Linked DNA regions of Homo sapiens: region 1 is linked to region 2. The links are chromatin loops, found by intact Hi-C in ENCODE. Cell type or tissue: IMR-90. All regions are shown on one strand. Links, peaks and the distances in the headings refer to the core of each region. The heading gives the core; the rest is flanking DNA.

Region 1 (16,678 bases), core at 8,627-13,626, 230 kb before region 2:
AAAAATAGCCGATACTTGACTTTTTTAAATATAAAAAATAATATATCAAACCTGTTGGTGTTTAAAACTTTTTTTCTTTATCAATGGCCTCCTCTCTGCTAAGTTTCCATTTCATGATTTTTGTATGAATATGATAAATGGTCATTAAGTCTAACCAGTTTTATTTAATGTTCGTAAAAACTGGTAGGTTTTCAAACAGATGTGGCCTGATATGGTTCAGTGAATTTAGTGGACTTCTCATATAAATGGAATAATAACCATAAGGAAGATGTATTTTATACCCTTGTTTACCGCTTCCAGACTCACCCTTATTATAATTACAAATAGTGTTTATTATGTATTATGCAATATACATACCATGGTCCAGAGACCGCACAAAACTTTAACTTAATCACTGCCATCTAGAGTTTATAATCCAAGAGCACCAACACCAAAAACTACAGGGAAACACAGACAAATAGAAAGGGCACCATGATATATTCTTTTTTTTAATAAAAAACCAAATATAATGGAACCTAGCTTATGAATGTGTAACACATTTTTATCTTTTCATTTAAATATTTTTTTCAGATCCAAGTAGATGGTTGGGAAAGAGAGAATAGTTTATTTCACTTATTTTCTGTCAACTAGGGATGACTTTGGACAACTCTTCCCCTTTTAACCTTTTTAAAAGAGACTGGCAAAGAGAAGAAGGTGGCAACCAGAGCTGCCTAAGTGGAGGGAGTACACACAGGTTTAAATAATGAAGGCAGGAGAGCTCAGCAGCTTCACACATCACTTTACAGTCAGACAGTCTGGGTCGCAATGCTGGCTCAGCCTCTCATCAGCTACACGACCCTAGGCAAACTCACACTTCCAAACTTCTCATAGGGCTTTCACATGCTCACCAAAGGAATTAATGAATGATGAAATTTATCCTAGTACTTGGCTCATGGTGAGCAGTCAATAAATACCAGTTATTATTGTTAATGGGATAGTTAACATCCTATACCACCCCTACCCCTAAGCTTAGACAGGACCTCATGTGAACAATTCATAAAATTTTAACATCTTCTACTTTTATTAATCATATAAGAATTCAACACTTCTGTTAGTTTAGATTCTCCATTTGTTCTATATTGTGTAGGTCACTTTAATTGCTTGTATATTCGCATCTGTATAGTTATCATTTAATATTCCATGTTTGAAAAAGACCCACACAGCATACATTTTCATGGGCAAGTCATTGAGTAAATAGCTTACTCAATGGGTTTGTTGGTTATTAGGTAATGGGAAGACCACTATGCTGAGAGCCAGGAAAACTGGATTCTAAATATTGTTTCCCACTTATTAGCTCTGTAATTGGGCCTCAGTTTCCTCACCTGCAAAATAGGTTGGAGTAGAAAATATCCAAGGTCCATTCTGGCTTTAATAGTCAGGAATTCTATGACTCACATAGGAAACTTTTCCTAGAAGAATCTTTTTGCTTCCTTTCAAGTACACATTGAGAAATATTATGTGCCTGGCCCTGTGCTAGGCCCTGAGACTCAATGAGATATAAGTAGAGTTCTGTGTTCAAGACATTTACAGTCTAGCAGGGTGACTAACATTACATTACAGTGTAATAACTGCTATTTTACAGATATCTTTGGGGAATTATAAGACCTGATAGAAGCAACATCTAATGAATGGGAGGCAACTACGTGACCAGGGGAAGAGAAGGAAAAGCTTTGTAGAGGAACTGGCACCTGAACTGTCTTGAGGAATAAATAAGAATTAAGGCAGAGGTGAGGAGAAAGGCATGACAGGAGGAAATAGTATGTGTAAAGAAACAAACAAACAAACAAAAACAAAAAAGAGAGAAAGATAAGGCCATACAGAAAACTGGTAGTTAAGCCTGGCTGGAGGTCAGAGGGTATGTGTGACTGAGTAGACATGTGACTTCTCCCTCTTCACTCTTCCATTTCCCCACAGTCAATCTTATAGAGTCCTTTGGCTTCAGTTACCCTTCATTGGCTGACGATTCCCCAGTTTTCTATTTTTGGCCTAGAACCTACATTTGAGCTTTAGACCTATACATTCAGTTCTCCAGTAGACATCTCTATAGGTCAAGAGGCACCCTAAACTCGTGATCTTCACCCCTGAGGAAACACCTTCTCCTGTGTTCACTGTCTTGGTAAATGGTATTACCATCCACCCAGTTGCTTGTGCTAGAGATTGGGTTTTATCCTTGATATTTATTTTTCTTTTCTTCATCCCCAATGCCTCCACAAGTGGTATCAAATCCAATAAATTTCCAAGGCCTAATAATTATGCCCCTAAATGCATCTTTAACCCATATGTTTCTCTCTGTTTCAGCTGCCACCACCCTAGTTTTATTTGGACTTCACCATTGGGGGTTCTGGAGCCAAATCTGATCTCTTCATATTCCTATTCAAAATCCTTTGATGGAAACCCACCACCATTCTTAAGATAAAGTCCACATTTCTTAAAATGTTCTAAGGCCTTGACTGATTTCACTTCTGTCCCCCGATCTTCAGCCCCATCTGGAATCCCCTTATTCTCTTTAATCCAGTCATGTTGTCCACCATTACATTGTTCAAATAGTATAGCCTCGTCCTACCTCAGAGCTTTTGCACATTCTGTTTCCTCGGTCTGGAAGGTTCTTCTTTCCTCCACTGTCCCCCATCTGTAACTTAGCTAACTGCTATTCATTTCTCAGATCTCAGTTTAAATGCCACTTCTGCAGGAGAATTTTTCTTGACCATTTCCCCTCTAGATTAAGCTACATTCTCTATTCTCATAATAACATTTAAATTTTCTTTGCATCATTATCACAGTTATACTTCATTAATAGTTAATTATGTCATGATTGGTTTAATGTCTGTTTCCCCAGCTAGACTATGTGTTCCATGGTGACAAGGTCTGGTATCTTGGGTTCACTATGGTATCCCCAATGTCTAACCAATATTTTTGAAGGTAAAAGAAGATGAAGGGAGGGAGGGAGAAGTCAAAAAATATAAGGCCTGAAAAATGCCCATTGGATTTAGCAACTAAGAGGTCATGGATGACTTCAGAGAAGGCAGTTTCAGTGGCAAGGCATGGGTAGATGAAGATTGAAGTGGGTTAGGAACAAAAGGGAGGTGAGAAAGTGAAGGCAGTGGGTGTAAACTAATTTGAAGAATCTTAGTCATGGAAAAAAAGCAATATGACAGTAGATAAAGGGAAGATGTAGGATCAGGGCATGTTTTGCTTTCTAAGATGAAAGAACTGAGCTTATATATTTAAAGATAAAGCAATAAAATAGAAGACATAAATTAATGGAGATTAACGATATAGAAAAAGAGAAAAGAAATTAATGAAAGAATATTAGAGGGTTGTAGGAGAGGCTGGGATTTAGAGCATAAGCTAAGTTCTATAAAAGTTAAAAGTCACCTCCTCAATGAGACATAAAGAGGAAAGTAAAGGCAGGCATACATATGGATTAAATGGTGGTGTGGGGCTGAGAAAATAATGTGGATGCTGCTTGATACACTGGATTTTCTCCCAGTTGTAGGAGGCACTCAGAGAAAGGGGATGGTAGGGAAAGGCCATAAAGAGAGAGGCAAAAGCTTAAAATCATTGTTGAGGGGAATAGGAGAGGGAGCTGATCAAGATCAGGTCATAAGATTGCTGAACCTTGCCAAGGGAGATTTGTGGTGCCAACCATCCATATCATTGTGTAATTTTCTCCAAAAGTGCTCAGCAATTTCAGTGAGGGAGTGAGATGCTTGGGTTCTTCTAGATCTGAGAGTTTGCAGGGTAACAAGAGTTTGGAAGTTAAGACTACATGTTTGGGAGTATTTGAGCTAATAAACCATTGGGTCTAAGTTAGATAAAGAAGGAAATGAAGACACAAAGTGGGTGACAGGCTGAGTGTAAATTTAGGGACATAAGGGCTATATATTTTCTTGGAGAAAAGAAGCTAAAGGTTCTCAGAGTTAGGAGAATGTAGGAGAGTATAATGAGAGATTGTTACATCAGCATTTCAGATGGAGAGGTGGAAGTTTCCTCTTCTATGCAGAGGGGATAAGTAGATCCAGACTGGCCATAGTGACAGATATCAAAAGAGGGATCTTTACGTCAGTCCTAAAAGGTATGACAACATCCTCACTTTCTCTTCCCATTTCATTCTAGGAATTTCTTTTATGATCCTTGGGCCAGATAACTGAAAGATGGCAAAGGAGAAAGTGGGAATATGATTTATTCATTAGTTCTTTGTCAGTTTAAACCAATTCACTTCAACAAGTAGTTAATGCGTGAATACCAGGTACTAAGGTATTGCTGCGTGGTAGAGATTCAGTGTTTGCATTTGAGATCCATCATTCTGTTAACTTTGTGGAGAATAAATTTGGCTGGGGCTGGGGAGTGAGAGTGGGCACAAGATTGGAGGCAATAACAATTTGACTTCACCATTTAATAAGGCTATGACTTAGGAGTATTTATTTAACCTTTCTGTGTCTTAATCCCTTCATCTGTATAATGGGAATGCTAATAGTACATATCCTGTAGGTTTATTGGGAAATTATTTATTTATAAAGTGTTTAAAATATACCCTACAGATTTCATGGCTGGAGCAGGAAAAGTTATGAGCTTGGAATATCTTCAGTGCCTGAAAGTGAGGAAGTGCTCCCAAAAATATGAAGGCCTGTCAAAAGGTACATGAAGCCAGCTTGAAGAGGCTTCCATCAAAATAAATAAGGAAGTAATGGATTATTGTCTACTGAATAGAACAGGAATCCAAAAAAAAAAGAACAGGAATCCGTGAGTCTATAATAATAAATAGATAAATAAATAAGAAGAGAAAGCTCTTGCTTTTACAGTAGTAAGCCAGCTAATATAGAGGGAATAATGAAGTTTAAAAAAAATCACCATTTCCCGAGCCTGGGCAACATGGTGAAACCCTGTCTCTGCAAAAAAAAAAAAAAAAAAAAAAACAAGAAAAACACACACACACACACACACACAAAATTAGCGGGATGTGGCCGGGCACAGTGGCTCATGCCTGTAATCCCAGCACTTTGGGAGGCTGAGGCGGGTGGATTACCGGAGGTCAGGAGTTCAAGACCAGCCTGGCCAACATGGTGAAACCCCTGCCTCTACTAAAAATACAAGAAAATTAGCTGGGTGTGGTGGCACATGCCTGTAATCCCAGCTGCTCAGGAAGCTGAGGTCAAAGAATTGCTTGAGCTCAGGAGGTGGAGGTTTCAGTGAGCCGAGATCTTGCCAGTGCACTCCAGCCTGGCTGACAGAGTGATACTCTGTCTCAAAAAAAAAAAAAAAATTAGCTGGGTGCACATGTAGTCCCAGCTACTCAGGAGTCTGAGCGGGGAGGATAGTTTGAGCTCAGGAGGTCAAGGCTGCAGTGAGCCATGTTTGTGCCACTGCACTCCAGTCTGGGTGACAGAGCGAGACCCTGTCTCAAAAAAAGAAAAGAAAAGAAAAGAAAAAAAGAAAATCCTCATTTTGCAACATCACAGAAAGAAATTGATTCAGGCATGAATCATCAATGGATGCTAAATTTAGTGGAGCAAAGTTGATGAAGAACAGGATATTTATATGATATTGCAGTATCTCATCATAGATTATTTATTACAGTAGGAAAAAATTAACTATGCAGAGAAGAAAACAGACAATACCTTATCCAAGTGATCTAAACTAACATCACCAATAAAGACGATGTGCCTCCAATGTGACACTGTGAAAAGAACACATTCTCACTTCTTGGTCCTCCAGCCCTAAACGCACAACCTGAATGTAGTCACGTGACACATCACACAAATCCATATTGAGAGACAGTCTATAAAATATCTGGCCTGTATGCTTCAAAGGAAAGGCCAAGTAAAGATTCCACCTTAAAGAAGACCAAAGAGACATGAAAACTGTGATTTATGATCCTAGTCTGGATTCTGTAGTGGACAAATTTGCTATAAAGGACATTATCAGGGAAATAGATGAAATTCGAATATGGACTTGAGATTAGAAAAAGTATCAATGTTAATTTTCTCAATTTGGTGACTGTACTACATTTATACACTGAAGAAAATATACACTGAAAGGTAAATGAGTAAAGTAGCATTATCTATACAACTAACTCTCTTAATTGCTTAGGAAAAATATGGAGAAGAAGAGAACGAGAATACTAAAGCAAATATTGCAAACTTATGTAAAAATTGGTGAATCTGGGAAAAAAAGTTGTACAGGAGTTCTGCATACTTCTTGCAACTTTTTTGTACATTTGTAATTATTTCAAAGTAAAAGTTCTTAAAAGATGAATGTGCAGAAAAGAAAAAAAGCCTGACCCATCGAAAGCTCTCAACGAAAGTTAGCTATCATCATCACCATCATCATCAGTTGAGATATTCTTGCAGTGTTTCAAGTAAGAGGTGATAGAGAACCTCATTTCAGTCACCAGGCATTAGAAGTAGGAATGGAGTAGACAGGAAATATTCAAGCTAGCTGCACCAGAAATTCTGGCAATGATGTGGGGAGTATTCCATGATGTGAAATGCCACATGCCACTAGATTTATGACACATCACTTCAATGGACACAGCCCATGGCCAGTTCTTACCATGCAAAATGAATTTTTCTGTAATGTATTCCTCTGTGTGCTCAGCAGCATAACATTCCATCAAACTAGATGCAGTTGGCTTCTGTGTCCTACAGAACCTCTGTAGGAGCAGTAGTGGAGAGAAAAAGCTAGTTTATTTTCAGATGGACAAATATCTTCTTTAATCTTTTTTCTTCTCTTAGGGAGAGAACAAGAAGGAGGAGGAGCTAGAAAAAGAAAAAGCAGTGGGAACTGTCATGGGTGAATCCCAGAATGGGCATCCCAGATGACATCTGTCTCCATTCCTGCCATCTCTTCCTGGCTGCCAGCCACTTAGCCTCCAGGTGTTTGTGTCTAAGGCCAACTCTCTTTCCAGACTAGAAGAAAGTGAGGCAGCTCACCTTTTCATTTAGGTTTACTTTGGAAAGTTCTGTGGTTGAATATCAACATAGTGACTGATTTGTGGCTGTAAAGCTGTAGCAGCTCAGGTAGCACATGTAAGAGTGAGACTGGATGGAGAGACTGGATGAATTATGCCATCTTACCAAGGCATTGATTAGTTGATTAAGGCTTGTTTGAGCAAAAAAGTGAGTTATATCAGATATAGTTATATCAGATACACTGATACTCAAATCCCACCAGAGAACTCAGCAGGCCACCGATAACCCATTCACTTTTCTTCTCCCGTGACTTTACTCATCTTATTATTAAACAAGGAATGTCTTGGTCCACCACTGAACCAAGTTTAAGAGTCAACTCAAATGCCACTTACTTCTTGAAGCCCTTCATGATACTGTCAAGGATAATGGAAATATATGATTTCTCCCTTTCATCTATATAAATTATTTCCCCATATATACATTAACATGTCGTCAGGAAACTTAACAGAAATATGGTAACTCTTATTAAGTTTCCTTTAAGCATTTTTTTCTATACTTGTGCCTTAGAAAAATTGGAAGAACTAGAAATGGAAATATTGCAGAGTGAGAAACTTATGGGATGTTCGTTAGAGAGAGTATCATGAAGGAAAACATGAGATTAAAGACACTGCAACTATCTGAGAGGCCTGTGTAAAATTGTGTAAGCAAAATAAGGAATCTAATATTGAAATATGCAAATAATTTTACTTTTAGGAACTTAGACTCCTTTGTAGAGCATTAAATTTTATGCTATATTAAGTAGAGGTAATGCTGTTTTGTACATAAAAACTATCTTTGGATTATTTACCTTTCCTTTTCTTTCCGAAATTGTTGTCTTTTCAACTCCGTCTTTAGGGACAGACAAATGATCAGCTGAGTGGTATAATTAATAGAAGCACCAGTTTTAGAAGCTCTACTTCTGGAAGTAGAATAAAAAGGAGGTGTAACCCAGAGTTTAAGATATCCACTGATAATGAGAGTATTTGAGTGATGGTAAATGGCAAGGAGAAAGACTTAAAGATCTATCTAGAGACAAACCCTTATACTCTAGGCATGCTGCCAGATAAAGACTAAAAACAGCGTGTAAGATGGCAAGGAAAATGTGCTGTTTGGTTTCTTCATTGCCATAAAAGCCACTGAGAAGGGCTTAAAGAGATATGCCATTCCTAAATGGTAACATTAGACTTCTTGTTCTATGACTTGAGTGAAAAATTTTGCCATTAGGAAATGGGGACAAGGAATGTCATCTTCAACACAGGGTAGCTTTTTGGTCTATCTACTCGTGGTCAACAAAAGGTACAGTAAGTAAGGTCACAGAATGGTCACCCCACTTTGGTTCAATCCTGTTCTTGGACAGATCAGTAACTCAACGACGCTTTGTTTTTCTTTTGTGAAGCCTCTTCAGCCTTGATCATAATGATTTCATTAGCAGTGTGTGCTTGATTTTTGCACACCCACACAATGTTTTGTATTACCCAACAAACTTACAGAATGTAGCCACAGCTTCTTGCTCCAGGAAATGTCTATCAATTTAATTATTAAAACTAGTTTAATGTTTGGTGCCCTGTGAGCAGGATCTTTAAGATGAAATGAGCCAATCCACATTCCATTATTTCACTGACATTTAACATAATCCTTGCAGCTATCAAGCTATGCCTCCCAAATCTAAGACAATGAGTAAATGTTATTAGTTGAATCGGTGACTAAATCAGCTAAAATGGTTGCTTGACTAAATGAACGAGTTACTTGATACATCGTGAACACATTGAAGGAAATTGGAAGAAATGGAATTCTGGCTCCTGGGTCCCTAAAAATTGCTGAGTGTGTTTCCTTTTTTGTAAAATAGGTATATTAATATTTTGCCTAGATGTGTTACAGTAAAGATTAAAAATAAGTCAAGTAAAATATCTAGCATATAGCAGAGAATAAATGGTTGCTGTAACTTATTATGATTATTTATTAAAAGTTCAAGTTGCTTTGAAGAAATTAAGCAATTAGTTACTGGTCTATCTGGATCTTAGAAAACTCTAACTAGTACATTCAATCAACTTAAGATAATAGCAAGACGAAGTTTAAAGTTAGATTAATTCAAGTTGTTAAGCAGCTTAAATAGCAAGCTCACCATTTATTTTAGTTTACTTTTTATCTGACTTCATTTTTAGTTTGAGCTGTTTTATGAAATATTTTTTAGTAAATGGCTGATCTCACTGGTATTCTGCTGTAGTAAAAACTGAGTAAGATAGTAATACTGATTGTTTGAAGAGGGAGGAAGCTGTTGTTTCTTGTTCAACATTTTATGAAATGGATTGCAAATCCAGGCAGTAATCTCAAACACTGGAATCCCCTATACATTAAGAATCCTGGCAGTCTAAAGATTGTAAGCAAAAAGGCAATAAATACGTCAAAAGAAACTTTATAAATGGGTTTTTGCAAGCCAAGAAAACTGCCAAATAACTTGTAGGCTATAGATGTACTAATGCATTTGTCTTTCTGACCTTCCGATCTTGATTCGTTTTTTGATGCCATCGGCATCTCTAAGGTTACAATTTGGTGGAGATTCTGGATTGCAGTTGTGCTGTCAAAGGGTCATTCTTCCTGGTAATGAGGTAACTAGTAGTCCCTGGGAGAAAGGAGAAAACAATCAGGTCTTGAAAGCTGAAACATACTGAAGTGGAGAGTAGGTTCTTGGCAGAGGCCCAGCTCCTCTTTCTCAGAGCGTTTGTCATCATTGCAACAAAGAAGAAAATGGTGGGGTCTGCATAGACAGCTATAAAGTGGGGACCTAAATAACAAAGAAACACAGGCACCCAAATCCCATGAACTGGAATGTATTTGGAGGCTGTTTTTGAGAGCACTTTGTTTTTTCATTTACCATATTGTTGAGTCACATGTTAAGGATGTGGGTCGCATTAAAAAGAAGCATGATGCTTATTTTGAAGCAAATTATTATCAAAAGAGTATGCTTCAAAACATTTCTTAATTTCAACTTGAAGCGAAGTCATTTGACTTCGGAACATATGCCTTTGCTAAATTGTTGCCAAAAAAAGACAACTTAATTTTTGCATTCATTGCTTGCAAAACTGTTGATTCAAGATGTAATGGAAAGGTAATTCACTCATTATCGCTAGTGAGATTCACTTCATAAAGCCAAAGGTAAACTTGAATACTTGTCACATTTAGTCCAAATGAAGATTGTGACTAGCCTGTGAATCATATTTGTAATTTAAACCTAAATAAAAATAGTAACAATGACAAATAATTACAAAATACAGAATATATGTTAATATGTATAGTGCTATACATATTAGATCCTATAAGATATCTGAAAAATAATATTTGAGTAGAACATATGTCTAGTCATGTGCAACTCAATTTCATGGACCTTACAGGCACTAAATTCTCATCTACATATATTCTCTAAACTAGACTTTGGGCTTTATGACACAGTTTCTGCATTAAATTTTTTCCTGTCTTGAAGGTAAAGTTTGGATTATTTTTACAACATTTTATTTTATTATTTTCCTTAATGGCTAATATATTGACATGGTAAGAAACTCAAACAATACAAAAAGATATACAATGAAGATAAGCCTTCCATTCCCAGCCCCCAGTGGATTTCCTCTCCCTGACAGTTATTGTTAGCATTTTCAGCACACCATTCTAAGTGTATTATCTGAATATTTGAGTGTCTATTTCTATATATACACCATTCTTTTTCTTTTTTCTTTTCTTTTTTTCTTTCTTTTTTTTTTTTTTTGAGATAGGCTCTCGCTCTGTTCCCCAGGATGGAGTGCAGTGATCACTCCTCACTCCTCTGGAGTAGCTGGGATGACAGGCCACCACATCCAGCTAATTTTTTAATTTTTTTTTTTTGTAGAGACAGGGTGTCCCTGTGTTGTCCAGGCTGGTCTCAGTCCTCCACCTTGGCCCCCCAAAATGCTAGGATTACCAGCATGAGCCACCACACTTGGTCATTCTTTTTCGTATTAACATAGTAGCATAACTGGGTCATAATAGGAAGCAGAAAGAACATTCAAACTTGGAAAATTGGAGAACAGTTTACAAATAAAGAAATTATCAGCGAACATATGAATATAGGGGAACCACAAGGAGATAGTTTAGTAACCCAAGGTAGTATCAGTGGAGCTGTCACATCTATAGGCTCAAAGAAATGAGGAATGTGATGGCTATTGTTACCTGAACTTGGAAGGAAGAAGTCATGTAGGAGAAGAGTAGTGATACAGTTAGCCTAAGGCCAAAAGGGAATGAATGCTGTGACCTCATGCTCCTCTCCTCTGGTGTCATGCAGGGGTTCCCAGTGGCCAAATCCAACCAGCAGCCATGGGATCTAGAAGCCCAGTGGTATAGTCCATATAGGTTGGTCTCCACCAGCAAAGAACAGAGCAGAGAAACGGTAAGCAACTGGAAGACATCTGCTATACACGCTTCTGCTCCATGCTTTTTGCAGTTAAGGATATATGTTGGAGATCCTTCCATCCATCAACATCTATAGATTTCTATCCATTCTTTTGAAAGAGGTAATCTATTTCATTGTGCATAAAACATAATTTATTTAATTGGTCTTCTATTGCTAAACATTTAGATTGATATTTTGTGTTTTATGAACACAAACACTATAATAAATATGCTCGTATATATGTCTTCATGCATATGTGTTCTATATCTTTGATATAAATTCCTAAAATGGAATTCCTTCTTATTAATTTAGGTCAAAATGGAATTTTAGTGCTTATTTATCTCAACAGGAAAAAATGAAATTACTTTTACATTTGGGCATAAAGTTTTCAAAAACTGGTTGTAAGTGCTATTGCCCCAAATCCAAATTGTTTATTGCTTGAATATCTAAATTCTTTTTGATTTTTAGAATGGTATAAAATTGTAGAAGTTACAAAAATAACATGTACTCAGGAGCTAGTGAGCCTGTGCTGGAATCCTGGCACTGATGCATGACTGTGGGCAAATTTTATAACTTCTTTTTTTTTTTTTTTCGCCCTTGTCGCCCAGGCTGGAGTGCAGTGGCACAATCTTGGCTCACTACAACCTCTGCCTCCCGGGTTCAAGTGATTCTCCTGCCTCAGCCTCCCAAGTAGCTGGGATTACAGGTGCATGCCACCATGCCCAGCTAATTTTTGTATTTTTAGTAGAGATGGGGTTTCACCATGTTGGCCAGGCTGGTCTTGAACTCCTGACCTCAGGTGATCCAGCCTTGGCCTCCCAAAGTGCTGGGATTACAGGGATGATCCACTGCACCCGGCCTTATAACTTCTTTATGTTTCACTTTCCTTATCTGTAAAGCAGGTATACCAGGAATAACAGTAGCTACCTCGAAGGGCTTTGGAGGGGCTCAAATGAATTGATGTATGTAGATTGCTGAGACTAGTACCTAGCACTATGTAAAAGTTTTGTTGTTGTTATTGTGCAATAATGATCCTTTAACAGCTGCTTCTTCTTGCCACCACTTTTATAAAGACTTCTATTTGTCCCTTGTATACATCTTGCAAATATCTACTTTTCAGATCTTCTCACTTTTCTCTATGCAACTACTTACTTTACTTCTTTCAATATTTTTTCACTTATTTCTCCAAGGAACCTCTTCAAACTTGCCCTAACCTACCATGATATACCAATAGTATATCAGAGCTTTTTTATATGTTGTTTTTATTGATATATGTTTATTCATATATATGATGCTATAATATATATACATACACAAAACATGAGACCCACTACTCTGGTTAGTGGCTTTGGGTTTATTCTGGATCACACCAATGGCTAACTCAGTTGATCTCTGCAGTAGTAACAAATAATGCTTATTTAAACAGCATGCCTTCCAAAGGCCTTAGGTTTTGTTTGTTTGTTCATTTGTTTTGTTTTTACTAACATATTTGAGACTTACAGCATCTGCTAATTTATCTAATCTTCTCTTCAATTATTGTACTTTCAGCCTTCACCATAACTTCACGTAATGATTATATAAAATTACCCTTTCCTCTTATTTATCTCCAAACTAAGTTTTCCAAACTTTAAGGGGTACCTCCTAGTTCTGGAATTACAATTTTCATTAAAAAGTTGTTTCCTCTACCAAGACTGCATGATTTTGCAAACTAATATCATTTACTCTCTCCAAACAATCATTTTTAGATTTATCCTAATAATGGGAAAGAACAAAATTCAAATGGGCAGAGAAAATACAGTTTCCTTATTTTTGCTCTTGTCATGCTAACTTGAAGTCCATTCTGGTTTCTCTCTTAATCTGAGCCAATAGGGGTCATTAGATAGTCCTTAATATCCAGAGAAAAAATGCTTATCTCTCAGAAATTTTGGTCTCCCACCCTTCTGACCATCTCCTCTCCAACATGACATCTCAAGAAACTTTTGAATTCTTGTAGGAGGCGTAGAGGATAAGGCTTTTTATTTCATTGTCACTTGTCCATCTAGGCTGCCACTCACTGTGTTGGCTTTCGGTGGCCAAAGTCTACAGCTGGTATAATACATACGGTGGGTTCTCTCTGATTTATTGGCGCCCAGTGGTGCATTCTGACCTGCATGTCCTTTCTCAGCCCTTGCTGACTCCTCAGGCACTGCCACTGCCCGAGGCTCTGTCCAGTCAGCCTCTAGGCCAGATGGTCTGCCTTTGCCATGGAGTCACACCATCCTGTTCGGAATGGACCTTGGAACGTCCACTGTATTCATGCCACTTAGGAACTTAGAGGGACTCGGAAGAGCGAAATAAACCATCTGGTGGCCAGCTACACATTCTGGCTTGTTAAGTATCTCATGTTGGCATAGGACCATTCTCCTTCTGGTATTTTCTTCAATGTATCTGTATATATACCAGAAGACAACTTTCTCTGAAGGGTCACCTCCAAGTTGGGGATGAAGTATGGAGAAAGGGACCATTGAGGTACTTTCCTTCCCCTTCTCCACTCTTTCCATCTTCCTAATTTCTTCCATAATACCCTGGGTCTAAAAGGAGTAGATTGCTCCCTTTCACTGTGTCGTATCTTTCTTCTACCTAAGCCTTACAGGGAGAAGAAATATTCTCTGGGAGAAAAAGGGAAAATAACTTGAGCAGGTGCTCTAGGCTTGGTTCTTGAAAAAAATAAGAGAAAAAAGAATAATCTAGACATTCCTCTCTCAAGAAAATGGCTTTTTATGACCATTATAAGACTATTTTATGGAAATTTTCAAATTGATATTTCATTGATACAAAACTACATTTAAAATGTCAGGATCTGTACATTTTGTATCCTTTTGTAATTATCCTAATTCTCTTTTACAACCACCTGACCTCTTGACTTCTTCCTTACTAGGGGTTTCCTTGGGTCAATCAGAAAGGAGGTCATGAACTTAGAAAAGTAAAAGAAAAAAGCAGACTATTTCAGAATATTACCTCCAATACACTTACCTAATTAATTAATCTATTTGATAATACCTACATTCCTTATAGCAAATTAGGTAGAGCCTACTCTTAGATCTTCACATATTATCATTCTGTGACACCCCCACTGAATCTTTCTCAAGCTTCAACATATCTATCTTACCAAGGCACAACGATGGCACTGCAAGAAAGTGTTCCTGGTTCAGATGAATTATGACATCATGCTGTGGTTCAGAGAAAGGATAATGTCTTACTTTTTCCTGATAATACTTATTATTGTGCAGATCTCATTTTCTGTGATTCCCTATTACTGATAACTGATGCTGAGCATATGAGAGCTCAAAGCTCATTAAGGTACTTATCAGTGGGAATTCCACTGACTGCAACAGGTGGCTGTGGTGAGATGTTGGGAAAGAGGAAAGATAGAGGCAGGCATTAGTTTCCTCATTTACTCTGAACCTGTCATCAAATTATATTAGGTTAAGAAGCTAGAAAATGGTTAGCAACAGTTGATGAAATCAGCTTTGCCTTGTATTGACTCTAATTGAAACAAGTTGTAGAACCAACATTATGACAGGAATGTCAGAAATATAAAGAGGAAAAAAATACTATGTCTTCATGTTACCAAGTGAACTTTTTTTATTTTTTATTTTCCCATTCCTATTCATATTTATTATATCATTTGTAATAGATAAAATCTTACTGACAGTAACACTTTCAACATGAATTGGATTTCTCATAATATATTTATGCTCCAATTAAAGACAATTTGACCTTGTAAGATTAAAAAAACTTTTTGCCCTGAGAAGGTCGAGGATACAGTGGGCTGTGATTGCAACACTGCAATCCAGTCTGGGCAGCAGAGCGAGACCCTGTCTTAAAAAAAAAAAGGTTGGGAAAACCTTTAAGACTAACACATCAGGACTCTGACTAGTGTTTAAAAAAATTATGCTTTTTTCTTATGAAGAACTTATCACTGTAATTGGTCTTACTGTTAAAATAGCCTAATTAGTTGATGGGGACGATACTAATTTACCATGACAAATATATTAATTTCCTGATGTTGCTTTTTAAATAAACAGAATCAAATTATTTTTTATCTTAAAAATACCCATGAGATTATTTTTTGTGATGGTATATAAATGTCTTTAAGCTTTTGTCATTTAGTTATCACATCATTTCTAGTCTTTCCCAACAGCCTTCAAAGATAATTATCATTCTTGAAGATTTTACCGGGTATATTTGGCCCTTTGCTCTTTGAATTTTTGGCTTATTTGCGAACTAGTTGACATTTTTCTGATATTTAGTCTGCTTATCTATGAACATAATATATTTTTAAATTTATTTAGGTCTTCCTCCTACATGTCCTCAATAATAAATTATAATTTTCTCCATAGGAGTTTGCATGTTTGAATAATTTACAGTTTCTTTATATTTCTGTTGCTATAAAATTTGTAATGTTTTTAAATTTTAAATGAACATTGTTGGAGTATAATTTTTATACAATAAAATTTTAAGTGTACATTTTGATGAGTTTTGACAAAGGTATATACCAATATAATCACCACTTTAATCAAGACATACAGAACAATTCTTTCATGCTTATTTGTAGGCAGTCCCAACCTCCACCCCAGCCACAGAAAAACACTGGTCTTCTTTTTGCCATTTTGGATTTGTTTTGTCTCCTCTGTAATTTCATATAAGTGGAATCATACAGTGTTTATTCTCTTGTTTCTGGCTTCTTTGCTTAGCAAAATATTTTTTAGATTTACCCATTGTCAATGAATGAGTTCATTCTTTCTTATTTCTGAGTACTATTCACTACTGAATAGTATCCAAAATACTATTTGTTTATCCATTTAATTGTTGATGCAAATTTGATTGTTTTTAGTTTAGGGCTATTAAGAATAAAGCTTCTGGCCAGGTGCGGTGGCACACACATTTAAATCCCAGTATTTAGGAGGCCAAGGCAGGCAGATCACTTGAGTCTAGGAGTTTGAGACTAGCCTGGGAAACATGGCAAGACTCCTATCTCTACAAAAAAAATGCAAAAATTAGCCGGACGTTGTGGTGCACACCTGTAGTCCCAACTACTCAGGATGCGGAGGCAGGAAGTTCTTTTGAGTCTGGGATGTGGACATTGCAGTGAACCGAGAATGTGACACTGCACTCCAGCCTGAGTGGCAGAATGAGACCCTGTCTTAAAAACAAAAAAAGGAAAAACGAAAGAAAGGAAGGGAAGGGAAGGGAAGGGGAGGGGAGGGGAGGGGAGGGGAGGGGAGGGGAG
Region 2 (16,678 bases), core at 4,441-9,440:
CTTACATAAAATGGCACAGTATTGCATATAACCCATGCACATTCTCTGGTATAATTTAAATCATCTCTTGATTACTGATAATACCTACTACAGTGTAAATGCTGTGTAAACAGTTGTGAATACTGTATTGTGTTTTTTTGAGGGGGGCAGTTTTTTTTGAGACAGAGTCTCGCTCTGTCACCCAGGATGGAGTACAGTGGCGCAGTCTCGGCTCACTGCAACCTCCGCCTCCTGGTTCAAGCTATTGTCCTGTCTCAGCCTCCAGAATAGCTGCCACCACGCCCGGCTAATTTTTGTATTTTTAGTAGAGACAGGGTTTCACCATGTTGGCCAGGCTGGTCTTGAATTCCTGACCTCAAGTGATCCCCCACCTTGGCCTCCCAAAATGCCGGGATTGCAGGCGTGAGCCACCACGCTGGGCCTGGTTTTTTATTTTTATTATTTTTTGTTGTTGTAGTGTTACTTTTATTGCTTTTTTTTTCCCCAAATATTTTCAATCCATTGTTAGCTGAATATGCCAATGTGGAACCCATGGATACAGAGGGTGAGCTGTATATATATGAAAAAAGTGGTTACTGCCCCAGGCTTTCAACTACTTTTGCTGGGAAACTGAAGATAAATCCAAACGGCTCTATAACTACCTTTGCACTTAATTTTATCCCCACAACAATCTTCTGAGGTAGGTACTGCTATCCTCCTTATTTTAGAGATGGGGAAATGAAGGAAGAGAAGTTAAGTAAAATACATAATTAAACAGCTAGAAGAACAGTAGACCTGGGAATCAAAATTTATATCCAATTCCAGAGCCCAAAGTCTTAATCCCAATGCTAATCTGCCTTCTTAACAGTTCCCAGAAATGAGTTCTGCAAATCATGTATGCTAATATCCCTGCTTAAGCATTTATATGATGTGACATTATACTCCAAACAACCCTGAAATGTGGGGCATGTGGCTTTTTTGCTAGAAAATTGAAGGCACAGGAGGTCAAGTGTTTTGACCAAATTCCATGGCTTTAGACATTATTTCCTTTTTAAGAAATCAAATTGCAGTTTTTCTTTAACTTCATAAAAAATGTTGTTCTTTTATGTTTTTAAAGATAAAGGAACTACTGACTGCAGAAAACAGTCAAGGATTAAAAGACTGTGTGGTAATTTCCATTATTCTCCCTGCAGCAAAGGTATATTTTAACCACCACTATTGCCTGAAGTGTCTCTATCTGATTGCATATGTCTTCTGCTCAAATGTTATTCACTTCATATTAAATATAAAGCAGCTTTAAATTTGTTCCTGAACCAGGCAGGCAAATATAAATAATCCAATCATCTTCTCTATAGAGGATGCCGGGGCCCTCTGTAAGTGTTAATTTTATAAAACAATATTCAATGAAGAGTTTCCTAGTTATCCAATGGTGCATCTTCTGCGTAAAATTCAGATGTCCACTCTTAGAATTCATTCTGGACTATAATTTTCCTGTGTTTTTGCTCTATGTCTGATGTGTATGAATCTGTTTGTGTGTATCTATATACACACACATATACATTTAAAAATTGTGTGTTAAACATACTTTTTTATAACATGCTTTCATTATATAAGATACTAACATTTATCCATGTCATTATATATTCCTTTTTAAAAATTATTTTTATTGGAAATAAAACACAAAAACCCACGTGGAACAAATGCACAGCCCAAAGAATATTTTTTTAAAAAAATATAACCACTTAGGTTAACAAACAGAACACTGCCAGCACCCCAAAAGATAACGCATCCAATCACTACCCTCCTTCCCTCTCACAAATGAGCCACTTCTGATCTTTCCTAGTTTTTCTTGATAGTTTTACCACCCAAATATGTCCCTTAGGTTCTACAGGTTAGTTTTGCCTGTCTGTAAACTTCATATTAAGTAGATTACACAGCATGCACTCTGCATCTGGCTTCTTTCACTCACCAATATGTCTGTGAGAGTTAGCCATGTTAATTTAAGTGTAGTTAATTCATTTTCATCACTTATATTCTATCGAATGAGTATACGCCAAATTTATCTATTCTATTGTTGAATATTACTACTGTGGACTCACTCCTGGGTGAGTCTCTTGGTGTACATTCACACGCATTTCTGATGGGTATAAATGCAGGAGAAGAATTCTGGGCCATCTGACATGCACCTCTCCACTTCAGCAGATACTGTCAAACAATTTTTCAAGTGTTTGTAACGACTTTAAACTCCCACCAACACTACAGAAGAGTTCCCATTGCTGTACATCCTCATCACACTTTCTCTCAATCCATGGCTTGCCTTTTCATTTTCCTTGTGGTACCTTTTGAAGTACAAAAGTTTTTTCAGTTGATGAAGTCCAATTTATTCTTTTATTTTGTTTTAGTACTTTTTGTGTCTTGTCTAAGAAATTTTTGCCTACCCACATTCATGCAGATATTTTCATATATTTTTCTAGAAGATTAATAGTTTCGGCTTTTACGTTTAGGTGTATGATTTACCTTCAATTAATTTTGTGTGTTAAGGAGGGGATCACAGTTTGTTTTTATTATTTCCATACAATTATAAAATTGATCACACACGTTGGTGCCTCTGGGAGGTTAAATATCTGAGAATCTATTTTGGGACTTTCTAATCTGTTCCACTGAGTTGTATGTTTATCTTTACATAGGTACCACACCATTTTGATGACTGTAGCTAAACCAGGTACATTCAATGTAAGTACTGATATATTCAGGTTTAAATCTATCATCTCACTAAATGCTATTGTCTTACCCACTATATGTAATGTTTCTCTCCATTCTTGCGTACTTTTCAATTGATTCAATGTTTATTCACTACTTTTCCTCTTGCAACTTAAAAGTTACATACTCTTTTACTATTCTTTTAATAATCACTCTAGAAAACCATGCTGCCTCCTCAATGTATCAAAATTTATTATTGATTGGTGATTTATTGCTTTCTGGAAAATATAAAAACACTACAACATTATTGAAAGGTCCCCTTCCTGGAATGTAGGATATTACTGAAATTGTCTTAAGTCTGTATATTTCTTAAATCTCAAAAGACACTGCTACTGTTGCATATATCTCTGCTTACTCAGATTTACCCACAGATGTGCCATCTCATTGTTCTTCATTCCTTCCTTTCCACTCTTTCATCTCCGTTACGTTCTTTTGTTTTTTTTGTTTTTGTTTTTGAGATGGAGTCTTGCTCTGTCGCTCAGGCTGGAGCACAGTGGCACCATCTCGGCTCACTGCAAGCTCTGCCTCCCAGGTTCATGACATTCTCCTGCCTCAGCCTCCAGAGTAGCTGGGACTACAGGCGCCTGCCACCACAAACGGCTAATTTTTTGTATTTTTAGTAGAGATGGGGTTTCACCATGTTAGCCAGGATGGTCTCGATCTCCTGACCTCATGATCCTCCCACCTTGGCCTCCCAAAGTGCTGGGATTACAGGCGTGAGCCACCGCGCCTGGCCCATTACCTTCTTTTAATAACTCCATCAGTGCAGATTTGTTGATGATGTCAGGTAACAGTCAAATTGTGGCTCTTTGTAATGACAATCTGTCTCATTCCTCTATCTGGCTTTAATATTTTCTTTTAACTTTGCTTTTTATGAGTTTCAACTATAAAATCCTGCCTAGAATTTGTTGGACTTCAATATGTGACTGCGTACCTTTCATCATTTTGGGAATATGCTCGATCATAATTTCTTCAACATTGCTTTTGCATTCAAGCTCCTCCCCGAGACTCCCAATGAACCTGTCAGCCTTCTCTACTGTATCCTCTGTTTCTTAGTTTCTCTTCATATGTTCCACCCTTTTGTTATTGTATGTTACATTCCGGTATTTTCTTGTGACCCACCTTCCAGTGCACTAATCCTCTCTTCAGTAATGTCTAATTTACTGTTAAATTGATGCACTGAGTTAAATCCATCCAATATTGGTTGCTGTATTTTTCAGTTCTAAATTTTCTATTTGATTCTTCTTCATATAAGTTCCCTGCAGAATGTTTTAATTTCTTTTATAACTCCCCGAACAAAGTTTAATTCTAGTAATTCTGTTTGGTAATTCCAATAACTGGATCTCCTTTGAGTCTAGTACTATAGCCTTTACTGGCTCTCATTCTTGTTGTCATGTGTCCTTATGCAACTGAGTATCTCTCATTATGTGTCATACTAGAGTCGTCCTTTGGTACACACAGGGGATTGATTCTAGGACCCCCAAGGATACCCCAAATTTGTGTATACTCAAGTCTCAAAGTCAGCCCTGCAGGACTCATGTATACAAAAAGTTGGTCCTCTAGATATGCAGGTTTCACGTCTTGCAAATACCATATTTTCAATCTAAGTTTAGTTGAAAAAAAATCCACATATAAATGGACTCACACAGTTCAAACCCATGTTGTTCAAGGGTCAATTGCATTTGAAAAACTATCTCATAAAAAATCTAAAGGCTGAAATGATGTTTTCTCCAGACAGAATTCTGACTTGATACTGGGAGTACCAGGAGTCTAGGATCACCTTAGTCAATTTCAGGTATTAATTTTTGGTGCCAATCAGATAAATCTGAAACTGTCAGGGGGAGATCTTTCAATTTCAGTTCACACTTACTCCTAGGGTATAGTCTGTTAGAGGCCCCCTGCCCCCAAAGCTTGGGATATTTATAAGAGTTCTCATCTTTGGCAAGCCCTCATCTCTAAACTTTGTCCTCTAGCCCTATAAAGCTGTCAAAAGTTCTGCTCAGGACTTGACTAGACTGCATCAAATCAAATAGTAATTAAATTAGAATTCAAAATTAAAAACATAGTCCTCCAAAAAATTTTCAGAAATTAAAAAACACATTCCTATGTTACTCATAGATGAAAGAGGAAGTGATGGAAAAAACAAAAATGCATAAAATTGAGCAATGGTGGTATGTATCAAAATTTGTGAGAACTTTGTATCATTAACTGGACTTTAGGAAAAAAGGCGAAAGGAACTGGTTTTACTGTAGGAGGTCTTAGCAGATTACGTATCCTACCACACAAAAGAAAATAGGAAACGAAATAAGAGCATCAAGAAGGAATACAACAAACAAACCCTCCTTATTTGCAGATGAGATGGCTTTCTACATAAAAACAGCAAGATCTACAAACAAGGTATAAAACTAGTATCTCAGAAAGGTAACTGGAGACAAGATTAATATAAATAAGAATTCTTATAAATCAGTACTATCCAATGAGAGAATGGAATAGAAAAATAGCTATCATTCACAATCAAAGGCCATAAAGTATTTAGAAATGTGTTTTTAAAAAATATATAAAACTTTTTGTTGTTGTTGTTGTTGAGACGGAGTCTTGCTCTCTCTGCAGGCTGGGGTGCAGTGGCGCGATCAAGGCTCACTGCAACCTCTGACTCCCTGGTTCAAGGGATTCTCCTGCCTCCCAAATAGCTGGGGTTTCAGGCATGCACCACCACGCCTGACTAATTTTTTGTATTTTTAGTGGAGACGGGGTTTCACCATGTTGGCCAGGATGGTCTCGATCTCCTGATCTTGTGATCCACCTGCCTCAGCCTCCCAAAGTGCTGCGATTACAGGCGTGAGTCACCACACCCAGCCAAAAGTTTTGAAGAAAGTTATAAAACATTACTGAAGAGCATAAAAGACTTTTTGACTAAACACAGAATTGTGACATTTTTATAAAGTATCATGGGTGGGTTGGGCATGGTGGCTCACACCTGTAATCCCAGCACTTTGGGAGGCCGAGGCGAGCAGATCACTTGAGGCCCAGAGTTCGAGACCAGCCTGGGTAACACAGTGGTCTCTGCTAAAAATAGAAAAAATAATCTGGGCATCATGGCGCATGCCTGTAGTCCCAGCTACTCGGGAGGCTGAGATGGCAGAATTGCTTGAACCCGGGAGACAGAGGTTGCTGTTAGCTAAGATCCCACCACTGCAATCCAGCCTGGGTGACAGAGTGAGACTCTGTCTCAGGAAAGAAAAAAAAAAAAAAAGTATCATGGGTGGAATGATAGTGTAAATAAAATTGTCAGTTCTCCACATATTAATCTATAATTTTAATAAAAATGCTACCAAAATCACAACAGAGTCTTCCGGTAGGACATAATAAATGTATGTTAAAATTCAAGAAGAATACATAAGAATAGCTAACAAATTCTGGAAAGCAATAACAAGTGGGGAACTTATGCTAACCAGGTATCAGCATAGATAAATGTCAAAAAATGTAGTGTTTACCCAAAAAAAGCACATTATAGAATTACATTCACATTTAACACCATTTATATAAAGTATCAAACAGCAAAATATAATGCCCTATTTTTTGTGAATATATATATGGATGTGGTAAAAGAAATATGAGACTGATAAGCACTAAACTCAAGAAAAGAGTTACCTCAGGTGACAGAGAAGAGGAAAGAAATCACAGAGAAGTACATTCAATCATACCTACAACAGTTCATCAAAAAACTAAAAATCAAAGTGAAAAGAAAACGTATAACAGTATTGGAATATGTCATTTGTGTAAAAGTAAAAAGCACCTGAAGCAAATATAAACAGATGTATATTCAAAGGGTTCATTTATCATTCTCTGTTCTTTTATATTTGTGCTATATTTTATAACAAAATTAATTAGGTAGGCAAAAAGAAAAGAAGGACAAAATTGAGGAGGAGTTGGATAAATTGATCTTTAAGATTCTTTTCTGCTCTAAGTCCCACCCTTTTCTAAATGTTCTGATTTAATGAGAGTCTTAAGTACCTATACTTCTTTCATTTCTAATTAAATTTAGGTATTAACTTTTTAGAACAAGTCGTAACATAAATCAGGTAAAGAATAAGAGGCTTGTGTGACACTTAATTTCACTTGCAAGACCAGGCTTCTGGCCATTTTTCTCTGAAGTAAACCTAATAACTTCAACACATTATATAAATAATAGATTTGTAAGAAATGTTTATCAGTCATCTTTTTAAATGTGGTCTCTTCAGTCTTCTCTTGCCCTACATGCTGCAGAGGGGAGAGAACCCTCTCCTTCCCCTCGGGAAATTCAATAATTAGAGTCTATAAAATAAACTGACAATTGATTAGCAGAAGAAAAGGTGTACACACTTATAACATGCATATGCATGGGGGATCCCACAAAGTGTGAGATGCAGAGAAACGCCAGATGGTTGAACTACGGTAGGGCAAGGGGAGGAACTGTACTATAAACAAAGATCATCTTATTATGCAGATAAAGTCTCTCAGGTGGCAGCCCTCAGAAGTACTGGTGAAAAGTCTGTCTGGGTGTGGTGTCCTGGGCATGAAGACCTGTCAGCCTCCTCTTCTGTGATATGAGTCATCTTCTCTGGTTAGTGTAGAATTCAGGGAAGTTATTCATGACAATCACATTCTTTCTGAAGGAACTTCCCTTAGTCAGATGAGAGAACTTCAGAGAAAGCTCCTCTCTGTGCTTCAGAGGGGTGGGAGACTAGGGAGCAGAATGTCCAAGAGACTGTAGTTTTGAGGCTACAAAGATGTAGAGAAATTGGAACCCTCATATATTGCTGGTGAGATTGCAAAATGGTGTAGCCGCTTTGGAAAACAGTTTGTTTCTCAACATACTAAATACAGAGTTATGGTTAGGCATGGTGGCTCACACCTGTGATCACAACATTCTGGGAGGCTGAGGCAGGAGAATCACTTGAGCTGAGGAGTTCAAGACCAGTCTAGGCAACCTAGTTAGACTCCATCTCTACAAAAAATTCCTTAAAAAGCTAGCTGGGCGTGGTGGTGCACGCCTGTAGTCCCAGCTAATTGGGAGGCTGAGGTGGGGAGATCACTTGAGCCCAGGAGTTCAGGGCTGCAGTGAGCTAGAACTGTGCCACTGCACTCCAGCCTGGGCAAGAGAACAAGACCCTGTCTCAAATAATATGAATAATAAATATACATAAATAAATTTTTAAAAAACACAGTTATCATATGACCCAGTAATTCTTCTCATAGGTTTATACCCAAGAGAACTAAAAACATGTTTCTAAACAAAAGTCTATACACAAATGCTCATAGCAACTTTATACATAATAGCTAAAAGGTAGAAACAACCCAAATGTCCATCAGCTGATGAATGGATCAATAAAATGTGATATACCCATTCAATGCAATATTATCCAGCAATAAGAAGAAATGAAGTACTGATATATGCTATGACTCAGATAAGTCTGTAAAATATATGAATGGAAACATCCAGTCACAAAGGCCACATCTTGTACGATTCTATTTGTATGAAATGTCTAGAATAGGAAAATCAATAGAAGTAGAAAGCAGATTAGTAGTTGTCAGGGACAAGGAGGGGAAAGATCGGGAGTGACTGATAATATGGGATTTCTTTTGGAGGTGATGAAAATGTTCTGACATTAGGCAGTGGTGACGGTTGTACAACTTCGTGAATATACTAAAAACCACTGAACTGTATATTTTTAAAGAGTGAAATTTATGGTACATAAATATCTCCATAAAGCCATTCTTAAAAAAATAGAAGATCAAAATTATGAACTTCTTTCCTTCTATGACTTCCATTTTTTCCATTATAAATACAAAATTTTAAATGTGACCTCACAACACTAAAAGGGATTATTTTTCCAGGTTATGTATCATTTCTCCTGATACGGGACCATTGTTCAGTCCTTCAAAATACTAGTTTTCTTTTGCAAATTTCTGGTAGGCATCCGCTATAGTTTGGTTTACTTGACCTCCTCCAAATCTCATGTTGAAGGTTGGTTACCGGTGTTGAAGGTGGGGCCTAATGGGAGATGTATGAGCCATGGAGGCAGATCCCTCATAAGTGGCTGGGTGAGTCTTCATATTAATGAGCTCTTGCTCTATTGGTTCTCTAAAGAGCTGGTTGTTAAAAAGAGCCTGGTATCTCCCTTCTTTCCTCTCTCTCCCCTCCTCCTCCTCTCTCACCATGTGGTCTCTGCACATATCAGCTCCCCTTTGCCTTCCACCATGAATAGAAGCTTCCTGAAGCCCTCACCAGAAGCAGAAGCCAGCACCCTGCTTCTTGTACAGCTTGTAGAACTGTGAGCCAAGTAAAGCTTTTTTCTTTATAACATACCCAGCCTCCGGTATTCCCTTCTAGCAGCAAAAACAGACTAAGACAACATCTTTATGTATTCCACAAATATGTATTAAACAATAGGGAGGGTGGCATCAACAGTTGTATTGTCAAGGGAGCACCAATAGGGAATATTGTCTTTATTCTTGAAGTGCTTAAAATCTAATTGGAAAAATCACTTAATATTTGTAGGTCTCAATTCCACCGTCTGTAAACTGATTGGTAACTTCTTTAGAATCCGGTTCATCTTAAAAGTTCTATGATTTTATCAGTTCTGCAAATCTAAGAGTTAAATTTGTTAAATTTCTCTCTACTTACAGCCCTAAGATGTTTAAGTAGAGTTTTATCAAAAAACTGCGCCTTGGTCCTAATAATAATAACCCATAATCATATTGACACTGGACATTTTTATGTGGGCCTACTGTAGCAGTTCTATTCTAGGTCAATAGCTACAGTGATTAAATTGTCTCTGAAGACCTCTAGGCCTTTAAAGTAATCAAACCACAGAGTGAGAAGATCAAGGAAAATAATTAACTTCTTTTATTCACCACTGATTGTAAGGTACCACTTCCTCCAACAGAGGTTAAATAACCATCTCGTGGTCTAACACAATTATTTCACTGCTGAAATTCCAGCCTCTCCTAAATTACCATATTTTCTGATATAAGACTTAATCCAGATATTTACTAAAAGAGCCGTCAGATCTTTACCTGAAAAGTTACCTAAAAAATAATATACATATATATGTATGCACATATACAAAATATTTAACCTCACAATTTCAATTCTTCACATATTTTCTTTAGGAGGTCCCTGGCTTAAACTTGGTTATCACAAGAAAATAGACAAGAAGGTTATGAAGACCTAGAAGCACCCGCCTCTCCTCACCAATTTGCAGTAACTTCAAATTCAATAATTTGTTTGGCTTTCAAGATTTTAATCATGGTAGCCTGATGCAGAGGAAAACAGAAGTGACTGGATTCTAGAAATAAATGTAGCTTTCAAAGGGCATTTGTCAAAAGGGTTTAGAATATAACATGAGACGTTAGAGAGTAATGGTATCAATTCTTACTCAAGTGACAAAATCACTTCTCTAACAAGCAATGTTCAGCATAATTTAGTAGGCACTAAATTATGATATTATTACCATGAGCGAGATAATTGTTAACCACTAACAAATAATCTTTCTACTCCATGGTATCCTTTTGCCTTTTCTTCCACGAAAGCCTTAGTCTTAAAAATAGCACCAAATAATATTGTAAGTTTTTCCTCAGTAATATTCAGTGCTAAAAAGATGATCAGTTCTGACCCACTTCAGATGGCTTCTTAAACCAACTACTTATCAAAATCAAACAAATTAATTTTACTTTCTCAAGACTTTATCTTAAAAATAAAAATTTACTAAACATCCTACCATGGTCACACACTTTAGTTTCCTATGGTTACTGTAACAAATTACCAAAAACTTGGTGGATTAAAATAACAGAAATTTATTCTCTCACAGTTCTGGAGGCCAGAAGTCCAAAACCCTTATCAGCAGGCCAAAATCAATGTCTTAGCAAGGCCATGCTCCCTCCAGAGGCTCTAGAGGAGAATCCATTTCTCATCTCTCTCAGCTTCTGGTAGCTGCCTGCATTCCTTAGCTTGTGGACACATCACTCCAATTTTCAAGATCAGCATCTTCAAATCTCTCTCTGCTTCATTTTCACATTGCCTTTTAGTATGTGTGGTAAAAACTTCCTCTACCTTGCTCTTCTCAGGATGCATGTAATTCCATTTAGGGCCCATCCTGGTATTCTAGGATAATCTCTCCATCTCAAGATCCTTAAGTTAATTACATCTGCAAAGACTCTAAGTCTATGTAAGGTAACATTTACAAGTTCCATGGCTTAGGACCTAATATCTTTAAGGGACTTACTTTTCGGCCACCACCATCCACCCTCTGGCCTTAAAGATTCATATCTGACCCACATGCCAGATACATTTGCCCCATCCCAGCATCCCCCAAAGTCCCAACTCATCACAGAATCAACTCAGGTTCAAAATGTCATCTAAATAAGCATCATCTCAAACTCCCAAATCTTACCTAAATTAGGTTTGAGTTAGATTATGGGGATGATCTATCCTGAGGCACTTCTAGATATTTACCACACAAAGCCCTACACACAAATTTTTATAGCAGCTTCATCTATATTGGAAAGAATATAAACAACCTTTAATAATGGATGAACAAACTGTGATACATCCATATAAAGGAATACTACTCTGCAACAATACAAGTAACAGCATGGAGAAATCACAAATGTGCTCTACTAAGTAAAAGAAGCCAAACTCAAAAGGCTATCTACCACATGATTCCATTTCTATGGCATTCTGGAAAAGGAAAAATAGAGCGACAGAAGGCAGATAAGTGATCCTTAGGCTCCAGGGCAGGGGGGAAAAACTGACCACAAAAGGGCTAACGGAATTTTTAGGGGATGATAAATATGTTCAACATCTTGACCATGGTGTTAGGTCCAACACATGGCTACACAACTCCATGTGTTTGTCAAAACTTGCAGAACTGTATAGAAAAGGAGGGAATTTAACTGTATGTAAGTCAAAAATAAATTTAATTAAAATTGGGAAAAAAAAATTTACAATGTTTCACACATTTACTGTAGCCAGTGTTCCATAAACCCATGCTGACCTGGTACTAAAAAAAAAAAAAAAAAATTACAGGCCTCCCACTTCTCCGGCAGGGGCAGCTGCTGAGCCAGGAGTCACTGGGCATGTGGGACCACCTCCCTGATGTGATGCAAGATGTGAACCTGGTGGGCCGCCCACTGACCTGTTGCTACAGTCCCTGAAGTGAGTCCCCAGGTTGGGCCTGCCAGGTCGGGCTGGCTGTGCCCTGGCCCTGGTGATGGTTGGTCCAGCTGGGGCAGCAGATATTAATGTGCCAGGCAGTGCTGGCAGGTGAAGCCCCGAGTGGACCCTGTAGATCGGATGGACCACGTGGAGTACCACTACAGCAAGGCCATGCCACTCATCTTCATGAGCAGTATGCTCTGCAGCGGCACCATGCTGATACTCACTGGGCTGGATGCCCACCTTGAGGTGCACCGCAGCAAGGAGACGCACATCATCCCTTGTGTGCTGGCCATGCACCAGGCCTGGTCCAAGTCTGGCCACAAGAAACTACAGCTGGACAAGGCGGGCGTGACTGACGAGGTGCTGGACATTGCCATGCAGGCCTTCATCCTGGAGGTGATCTCTAAGCAAAGGGAGCCAGCCCATGTGCTCTCCAACAAGGACCACTTCAGACTCAAGTCCTTGAATCACTGGTCTACCTGTCACACCTGTTCTCCAGCTCCAAGTTCCTGCTTATGGCTCAGGACAGCCATGTCTCCATGCACTCCTTGATCACATGCAAGGTCACTATTGCAAGGTCACTACCCAGGCTTCGACCTCAGCAGCTATGGCAACTGCCTCACCAAGTGGAACAAGGCCATAGAGGTGATGTACACCCAGTGCATGGAGGTGGGCAAGGACAAGTGCCTGCTCGTGTACTACAAGGAACTGGTGCTGTAGCCTAGGAGCTTCCTCAGACTCATCCCAGACCATCTCGGCATCACCTGGAGCAACACTGTCCTCCACCATCAAGACCTCACTGGCAAGTGGAATGGCATCTCCCTGTCTAAGATCCAGTGGTCCATGGATGAGGTCATCAAGCCTGTGAACCTGGAAGTGCTCTCCAAGTGGACTCACCACATCCCTGGGGACATGGTGCCAGACATGGCCCAGATTGTCCCATGCTGGCTCAGCTTAGCCATGACCCCTATGCAAATACCCTCCCCAACCCCCACTTCCACTATAGCAACCCTGACCCCCATCATCATCAGTAACGCACACCAAGTAAGGGACTATAAAACACCAGTCAATCTGAAAGGATATTTTCAGGTGAACCAGAATAGCACCTCCTCCCACTTAGGAAGCTCATGATTTCCAGATCTCTGCAAATGGCTTTGTTGCCCAAAAGAGAAGAAACTGCATTTAAGTGGAAGTTGGACCCCTTATCCAAGCATATTGCTTGCTATTAGTCGCCAAAACAGGATGGCTAATGAGGAATATATTTGCATATGTTTGCAAAACTGAATCATTGAAAACATACCTTGAAACTCTATCTTTGGATACCCTACGGTGGAAAGCAATGATTGTGGAACTCGTCTGGCTTTTGAAACTTAGGTATTTTATATTTTTCCCCTCGAGAACTATTTTTTTTTTTTTTAAGAAATGGATTTGCCATCCTCCTTAATTTGCAGGACTCCCTTTGTGGCTTTGTTTGCTGGAACAAGGCCCACAGACTGTGCTTCTCTTACAGATCCTTACTTTGAATTTTAAGAATCTACTTAAGAATTTAATATATAAGGCCTTCCCTGATTCCCCATCAGTTCTAGCTAGTTTTGAAGAGAAAAAAAAAATGATTTGAATAAAATGAACAGGGGCTTAAATAAACAAAAATTTAAAAATAAATTATATATATCACATAATATTTAATACATGCAATTTTAACATACATATCTAATTTTAATATATATTTAAATATATCCTGATGACAATAACAGAGATGTACCCAATACAAAATACATAATCTCTAAGAACATATAAACTATTTTTTGTAGAGTTCATCTTGAATAAATTTACTTACTATAATCTGATAAAAATGCTTAAATGTGAAATAAAAGGTAACAAAATAATCCAGTAATTAAATATTAAAATTAAGAAAATGACAACATTTCAACAAGAGAACAAATTTCTGTTGTTTAAGCTACCCAATCTATGGTATTTTGCTATGGCAGCCTGAGCACACTAAGGCACTGGGGATCCTTACGTAACAGGCCATACTGAGAGTTGATGATTAATTATTCCTCCAATATTCCCAGCTAGCTAACTAATTCTTCAAGATCCAGGACTGGGCCAGGCTCTCCCGAGTTCAACTCTGAGTCTCTTTCTTGAAAAGCAAGTTCTAAAAACTTCCACAGAAAACAAGTTTGTGGCTGCATCAGGTTAGCTACATATGTTGGGTTTTATGAAGTAATCTAATTTTACTCCAAGGTGTCGAATTTTTTCCCCTAAATTTCAAATATTTTCTGGTTTTGCTTATACAGAAAATATCATGAATGAATCTCTCTTATCAGAGAATTCTTCAATGTATGAAATCCTGCTAGAATACATAAGACATCCTACTAACTCTATGCAATCATAAGTGAATGAACATCTAGAGGTTAAATTTAATTCCGTGACCATAATGCTACTAGTCTATGTCTAATAAGCACAGTTACTTTCCAACCTTTTCACAGAGTAAAAAAGTTTAGAATACTTTTTTTTTTTTTTTGAGACAGGGTCTCGCTCTGTCGTCCAGGCTGGAGTGCAGTGGCGCAATCTCGGCTCACTACAAGCTCTGCCTCCCGGGTTCACACCATTCTCCTGCCTCAGCCTCCCAAGTAGCTGGGACTACAGGTGCCCGCCACCACACCCGGCTAATTTTTCTTTTGTATTTTTAGTAGAGACGGGGTTTCACTGTGTTAGCCAGGATGGTCTTAATCTCCTAACCTTGTGATCCGCCTGCCTCAGCCTCCCAAAGTGCTGGGATTACAGGTGTGAGCCACCACACCCAGCCTAATATACTTTTTAAAACCATTTAAATATTTCCTTATTCTTTTTCTGCACAAAAATATATGTTCTGCCCCCACTAATCTTTCTTAATTTAATAGGTCACAGAAACCTCATATAAAACCCGCAAAAATGACTGGTCACTTTCACTTTGTAATTCTTATAATTTATAAAAATTGTAGGTATAACTACCATCTTTACTACTTTCTTCCCAAATAAATTCTCAGTTATATTAAAATAATGGTATTAATAATCTCATACTTTTTCCCTGTCTTCTGCTTCTTACTCCCATCCCAACCCCCAATTACCAAGCTGATACTTTTAAGAATTTAACAAGGAAATGCAAAAACTTGCATAAAAGTACCTTCCTGAATATGCAGTTCCTTTAAACAATCTCAGTAGTACTCTCAGGAGGTCAAGCAAACTATTTGAAGCCTCAGTAGATGACATGTTTTCCTTGCTGTATTAGTTTGAAAAAACTATAGATTTTCAATCTTCTCTAAAAACAACATCATCATCATGATATGGACTATAATTATTCTACAACCACCCACTTTAATAATAAATGCTGGCAATGTTAAAACAACAAATGGAATGCCTTACAATGCATTAAGCTCTTCTCTTAATAAACACAAAATTCTAAGTCTTACCACAACCTTTTATTCTTGATTCACAATCAAATCCTTTTGTCAGTTATTCTCAGCACTTAATGTTATTCATTCCAATAAATCCAATCTTAGATGGCTACAAATGCCTTCCCTGTTTCTCTATGTGTCTTAAGAGAAACCAGAGGATGAGCAGAGATGGAGCTGTCATTAAGACTATGCACAATACAATTAGGCTTTGTTATATACTAAATTTTGCTAGAATACCTATTTGTAACTTTTCCCCATTTCTGTTGAACTCTAATAAAGAGTAGGTGCTCAATAAATACCTACTGTCATGATGATCATGATAATGAAGATGGTAACACTGGGGGAACACTTATTAGCTACCAGGTACTGTTTCATTTAATTATCATCACTATAATAATAGTAGTGTTTTCTTAAGAAACTAAGGGAGAAAAGTGAAGTATCTTCTCCAAATTGACACAGTCAGGATGTGAATATAGGCAGTTTGGCCTTAGACTCTAGGTTCTTAATCACTGCCTCCAAATCATAAAACAAATTACTTTCAAGAACCAGTATGTCAATGTTTCACAAGATGCTTAGTTGCAAACAACTTAATCTACTCAATTGAGTTACAACAAAAAACAAAATTTACTAAAGGTTTTAGACAGTTCGTGGAATTTACCACAGGACCAGAAAGTCGAGTTCAGAGGCCTTATAACCAAAAACAGCATTCCAACCACACCATAGGAGTGCTCCCCTCAAACGCTACAGCAACTTCCAGGACCCTGTTCAGGGTACTGAGCTGCCTGCCCCATGGCGTCAACAACTGGTTACCCCCACTGCAACACTTGCCAAAAGAATGGAGCCTGCACACAAAGCCATTTTCACCCTAAAATCCACCATTCACTACTGAAGTTCAACTTGGCAGATCTGAGTTCATCATTCGATAAAGTTAACATGCAACTACTGGCTGTAAATAAATATAATTTAAAGTAAAAAATATATAAAGTTATATTGACAGTATGTTTAAAATTACAGTCTCAAGTAAGAATATGCTCAAGATCTAAAAGAGAAGGCAAAATTGTTTAAAAAAAAGTATGGATTTGGGTTTATAGGTGATTTCTTCATCCTTTTTTTTCTGGTTTTAATGTTATTTACATAAGAAATAAAAATTCAGCGGGAAAAACATACATTTCCCTTGGCATATATACAACATCCTAAAAATGTGACTGAGTTTCACTATGTTCCCAAAATAACACAACCCAATCAAAAAATACAAAATTCACATCCTGTGAAAGCCCCCAAAAGCTGCAAAAGCCCTAAA

The links. Hi-C counts contacts between places; a loop is a spot of excess contacts. Peaks named below come from ENCODE experiments on the same cell type or tissue, not always from the same donor. Only the 100,000 strongest peaks of a DNase experiment are listed, where the experiment ranks them.
Region 1: it touches region 2 in a loop (3-fold over the local background); 2 of 110 quality-filtered maps call a loop at or near these places.

Annotation. Positions count from the first base shown.
Region 1 is chr15:36,856,742-36,873,419 of GRCh38, reverse strand. LOC145845 (a long non-coding RNA gene) reads left to right here. Exons shown (of 7, transcript NR_024264.1): 6 at 4,581-4,676; 7 at 6,774-8,977. Among named protein-coding and RNA genes, the nearest start is that of MIR8063, 110 kb to the left of the region's middle. In IMR-90, for the core only: no CTCF peak of the experiment used is centred there; no DNase peak of the experiment used is centred there.
Region 2 is chr15:36,623,068-36,639,745 of GRCh38, reverse strand. The region is part of intron 1 of CDIN1 (CDAN1 interacting nuclease 1); the gene reads right to left. It also overlaps the pseudogene TPST2P1. Among named protein-coding and RNA genes, the nearest start is that of CDIN1, 52 kb to the right of the region's middle. RefSeq lists an enhancer at 12,113-12,614. In IMR-90, for the core only: no CTCF peak of the experiment used is centred there; a DNase peak (open chromatin) is centred at 7,345.